2 separate regions of the Homo sapiens genome follow, and region 2 is linked to region 1. A link is a contact called in ENCODE Hi-C or POLR2A ChIA-PET data. All regions are on one chromosome and are shown on one strand. The core of a region is the stretch at or near the end of the contact, and the rest is flanking DNA. Distances in the headings are between cores, read along the strand shown. Region 1 overlaps ELMO1 (engulfment and cell motility 1). Region 2 overlaps AOAH (acyloxyacyl hydrolase).

Region 1 (2,755 bases), core at 113-2,612:
CAACCATTAATATCATCAGCTCACTCCAATGACATGAGTCTTCCTAAAGTCTCTCTTAAAATATCAAAGAATATTTATTCTGCACTTCTGATTTTCTTAGGATAAAGTCTTTGACTTGGAATAGAAGGATAAATATCACAGAAAATTTTAAGTTCTTAATATATATTGCCATTTTCAGAAAGACTGTACTAATCTATACTTCAACTGGCAAAGTATGACACTTTGCTTTATGAGCAATGTATATATTTTATCCCAAATATATTATTCACAGATAGCCCATAGTTATTTTGTTTGTGCAGGCATGCGTGTCTGGGTGTACTAATTGAGCTTTGTAAAGCACACTGGCATATTGCCACCCATTAAATTCATTAATAATATTTTAATCAGCTCTATGTCTCTATGTCATTTTCAATTAAATTTTGTTAATTCTTACATTTTCTCTACATTTTATTTGATAGATTGTCAATGTCAATTGTCAATTATTTCTATTAAATAATTGCCTTAACAGAAATAGTTCTTAGATTCATTTATTGATTCTATTATTTCTTTTATTTTCTAGTTTATTGCCTTGCATTATCTTTCCTTTTGTATTCTTTGGGTGCTTTTGTTGTTATTTTCTAAAATGAGTTATATCCTGAGTTCACTTGTTTTCATTCTTTCTATATAAATAATTAAAAAAAATAATTTTGGGGCTACAAATATACTATTTGAGGGCAGCTTTGGCTATATCCCATAAGTTTTGGCATGTGATGTTCTCACTGTCATCATTTTTGTAATCTTTAGTAGTAGTTTAGATTTCCTCTTTGGTTCAGTGGTTATTTAAAAGCCTTTGAGAATTTATTGAGGATCTTTAGCCATGTAAGTGATGCATTTTTGAAAAAGTTGCATGGATACTGAAAAATAAGGCATACTCTCAGTGGAGGGTATCAATTCAGTATGTACCTACCTAGTAGTTGACATGTTAATTATATTATTAAAGTATTCTATATATTATATTTTAACATAATACAGTTACCATGTAAAGACATGCCATCACAGCTATATTTAAAGGTATCAATTCAATATGTACCTATTAGTTGACACATTAATTATATTATTGAAGTATTCTATAGATTATATTTTAACATACTAGAGTAATAGTGTAATGAATGTCAGTCCAGCTATATTTTTATTCATTTCTTCTTGCATTTCTAGCTTTTTCTCATATTTGGGTGATAATGATATGTGGTGAATTCAATATTCATGATATTGTATATTGTTTTTCAACCCAATTTAAGATCTGTGTCATTTCACAGGAAGTTTAACTCAGTATGTTTACAGCCACAATTGCTTCCCCCCACTTGCATCACTTCCCTAGTTTTATGCCTTAAGTTGGTGCACATCAGAATTGATTGAGGAAGCTGCTGGTGGTGGTATATGTGTGTAGTATGTGGTGGGGGTGTGGGGTAGGAGGTGTGTGTGCTGTTTAAAAACACACTTGCTTAAGCCTCACTTGAAATTCTGGCTTAGAAAGTCTGGGATGATCCTGGGGCTGGGTCTTAATTTTTAAAAGACTCAAAAGGTGGCTACATCTAGTAAAGGATGAAAATCACTGCTTTAAATATTTCCAAAACAAACTCTAAATAAATCATATTTCTTTAATAATTAAAGTCAAGAGTAAAACATTCCCTTTATGAACCCCTTTAGTCGCTTCCCTGTTGTTCATATTATTGTAAGGGGTTTTATTTTTATTAATATTTTAACAAGATTTCTATTTTTCAAGAATTTACTTTGATGGTTAAATAAAATTATTATAAAAGTCAAACTATACCGATAGTAAAAATATGTACTAAAGAATACTATACTAAAAATAAAACTCTTCTTCTGGATTCTCCAGTCTCATTCTCCATCATTATCCACTCTTGATAGCATTGTATTCATTTTTCAGGCTCTCCTTATATATGTAAACACACACACAAACACACACACAAATACATTCATACACTTAACACACACACACACACACACACACACACACACACACACACGCACACCAAGGATCATATGCTGAATGCTGTCCTAATACCTTCTTTGTTCCATGAATTATTTCTTGGTAATCTTCCTCTGTCCAATACACACACATGCACGGCATTCTATACAATAAAATCATATTACACAATTTATCCAGATGCAGCTGAGCAGCAGACATGATAACCTGGTTGGGAAAACCATGCCAGTGTGGAGTGTGCTTTTTCTAAATGTGGTAGCCACAAAACAGTGGACTGCAACTTAGTCCACTGGAGGCTTCCCACTCTGTGGTTAACTAGCTAATGTTGCTTACAATCTTATAAGCTTTTCACTGTTTTCTAAGATCCCTGAGAGCAAAAGCTGGATTGTATTCTTTTTGAATTCCTTCCATGTCCCTGGCACATTACTAGGCATGTAGTATACACTTGATAAAGGTTTTGTTGAATCACTGAATACTGGTGACAAGTGACAAAATGACCACACTTTTACCACTCTTCTGAAATAAGAGCACAATAGCTTCCTGTCTTCTCTTTTCCTCAATGCAAGAACAAAACACAAAACCTGAGTTACTTAGGTATGTGGTTGTGCAATGTCAGAGCTGGCCACTCAGTCTGAAACTCCTGATTCTCCAGAGTGGGATTAGGAAAAAACATGGCATTCAGAAGAACATCGACGCACAGGATAAGGCTGCTCACATGAGGGAGACATGAGGGGAGAGGCCAGGAGCCTTGCCATTCCAGCTACCTGG
Region 2 (2,763 bases), core at 166-2,665, 310 kb before region 1:
TAGGAAGACAAGGACATGAAATTTCAGAAGTAAACTCTAGAGAGTATAAAAATAAAGAATGCCATTTTAAATGGGACAATTTAAAGTTGAACTTTTTGCGACTATGTGTAGCTGTGGGTGTAATGTATACATGACATTATTATTTAAGGAAATCACAAAACCTGTGTCACTTGCATTTCTACACAGAGACCCATTTCTTCCTTGCAATATCAAACAGAAAATATTATGATATTATGATACAATAGTCACACGCTATTTGAACACATGAAAAGTTTTTTTTTTAATTAAAGTTAACTAACTCTTCTAGGTACCAGTGGAGCCTGCAGCTTCTCAGGTGGAATTAGGGGAAATTTAATTCGCACTTAGTCAGTGACAGAGGAAGCTTGAAATATACACGTTCCTCAGGTAGTTGCATCTCTTACTTCCTGCTCAAGGAGACAGGCTGATGTATTTAATACTGTCCATCAGCAAAATCATGGTCATTGGTTAGGCCACAAAGCACTAAAATGAACTTCATTTTAACATGAATAAAAAGGAAATTACAATTAAAATAGAAACCTATTGTGTTATATCCAGAAAAACTACAATTCAAGAAAGAAGGCAAAGAATTTTTTTTCACGGGCAGCTCCTGAAAATTAATATTCTGTGGCCTAACTGGATTCAATATTATCCTCTCATCCAGAGTGTGCGGAGGGAATTGTGTCAACATTTGCAGCCTCCTCTCCGCAATCTAATTAAAAGCTACACAAAATGATATAATGCACACAGGGTCCTCTGAACAGCTATCACTGAATAATAATGTTATCAATAATGATCATTTAGCAGTCATTTCTCTTAACACTTTAAAAACTGTATCAGTTATTGTGCTAAGCATTTTTTACATATTAGCTCACCGACTTCCCACAATAAACCACTGTGGGAGGTAGTTTATCATAACCCATTTTATGAGTAAGAGCAATAAGGCTCAGCGTAGGGTGACCAACTGCCCAGGATTTCCCAAGATGTGGGGCTTTCAGTGCTCATGGCAGGAAAGTCCTGGGCAAACTGGCATGAGTTGCTCACTCTGTGAGAGTGACTTGCTTGATTTTTAAGTGATAGGGATTTAAACCTCTGCGTCTCTTTGATCAGATTTCCTACCTACTGGCAGGCCAGCTCAAAATTACAGTCCACAATGGCTGAACAGCAAAGACATTCTTTCTAGCATGGTAGTATGGATCTAGGCCAAAATGCAGGAATATTATTTCTTGCGGGGTAATTGAAAATGTCATCTTGCCTCTCCCTGTCCCCAAAACACTGAGCGAGTAAAAGCTAAGCCTCCCTTTCTAACATTTCCAAAAGCCTTGCATGTCCCTGGAAACAGATGTTCAGAGTGATTACACACTCACCTTGGGAAGAGGGTAGAGATGACACAATGGTTGGCCAGTGTTCTGTTTACAAAACTCCAGAGTGTGACATACCACATCAGCATTCATATCTGCGCTAAGCCTGGAGGGAAACGGTGCAAAACAAAGGCTATTCAGATCTCTTAGGCATTAGGAAACAGAAGCTACTGCAAAGAAAGGTAAATCCCCAGAATGGATTCTAATACCCTCAACTCCTTGCAGAGTGGCCTTTGACCCCAATCCCGGGGAGCTGCTGGATGGTAATGATTTCCTGCCACTGTTGCTCTCTCCTGCATTTAGAATGAGGTCCTAAAGGCGAGGATGGGGCATGCACAGCACTGAGCTGCCAGTCAGCCTCTCACGCGAGTGCTGGGATTCTTTTCAGGCAAAGCCACACATAAAATTGGGAAAGAAAAAGTGGGCAGGGACGTAACTTGATGGAAACAATATTTTGAAGTTTGGGCCTTTGAAACATGGTAACCTTATAGTGAAAAATCATTTACGATATAGCCTTAAACACCTAACCTTACTTTCTTAGGCACAATCCAAACAATCTATTCTATTCCCTTATAAACATATTTCTTTTTTCTTTCTTTTTTTTTTTTTTTTTTCCTGCGAGAGGTCAGAGTTTTGTCAGGCCTCTGAGCCGAAGCTCGGCCATTATAACCCCTGTGACCTGCACATATCCGTCTAGATGGCCTGCAGGAGCCAAGAAGTCTGGAGCAGCCAAAGAAAAACTACAAAGAAGTAAAACAGCCAGTCCCTGCCTTAACTGAGTAAAATTACAATATTTTACTATCGTGACTTGTCCCTGCCCTATCTTAGTTGATCATTTGACTTTGTGACATTCTTCTTCTGGACAATAAGTCTTATGATCTCTCCACCATGTACCTTGCAACCCTCTCCTCTGCTAACAGTAAATAACTACCTTTTATTGTAATTTTCCATTACCTACCCAACTCCTATAAAGCAACCGCTTCCCCATCTCCCTTCGCTGACTGTCTTTTCGGACTCAGCCCACTTGCACCCAAGTGAATAAACAGCTTTATTGCTCACGCAAAGCCTGTTTGGTGGTCTCTTCACACGGACGTGCTTGACATTATTATTACTCAAATCAGTCTCCCCAATTATTTGGGAACAGAGTCTTTTGTTTGTTTGTTTTTGTTTTTTTGACGCAGAGTCTTGCTCTGTCGCCCAGGCTGGAGTGCAGTGGAATAATCTCTGCTAACTGCAACCTCCGCCCCCTGGGTTCAAGTGATTCTTCTGCCTCAGCCTCCCCAGCAGCTGGGATTATAGGCACCCACCACCATGCTTGGCTAAGTTTTATATTGTTTAGTAGAGATAGGGTTTCACTGTGTCGGTCAGGCTGGTCTCGAACTCT

The links. Hi-C counts contacts between places; a loop is a spot of excess contacts on that map. ChIA-PET counts read pairs that join two places held with the same protein, here RNA polymerase II (POLR2A). Pooled maps may share reads with other maps.
Region 2: a loop to region 1 is called in a map of HCT116, with 2.0 times the contacts of the local background. The contact joins two enhancer-like sites. A Hi-C loop is called at or near these places in 2 of 168 maps with a recorded cell type or tissue (HCT116 and MCF 10A), 1 of 37 single-sample maps with no recorded cell type and 11 of 50 pooled maps. POLR2A ChIA-PET finds 5 or more read pairs at or near these places in 2 of 52 experiments (MCF 10A and activated CD4-positive, alpha-beta T cell).

The regions. Positions count from the first base shown.
Region 1 is chr7:36,968,194-36,970,948 of GRCh38, forward strand. The region is part of intron 16 of ELMO1 (engulfment and cell motility 1); the gene reads right to left. Among named protein-coding and RNA genes, the nearest start is that of ELMO1-AS1, 28 kb to the right of the region's middle. Within about 2 kb of position 1,363, at least 2 of the 41 ENCODE cell types and tissues checked have a DNase peak (open chromatin) inside an H3K27ac peak, as active enhancers do.
Region 2 is chr7:36,657,781-36,660,543 of GRCh38, forward strand. AOAH (acyloxyacyl hydrolase) reads right to left here. Exons shown (of 21, transcript NM_001637.4): 4 at 1,386-1,485. Among named protein-coding and RNA genes, the nearest start is that of AOAH-IT1, 59 kb to the left of the region's middle. Within about 2 kb of position 1,416, at least 11 of the 41 ENCODE cell types and tissues checked have a DNase peak (open chromatin) inside an H3K27ac peak, as active enhancers do.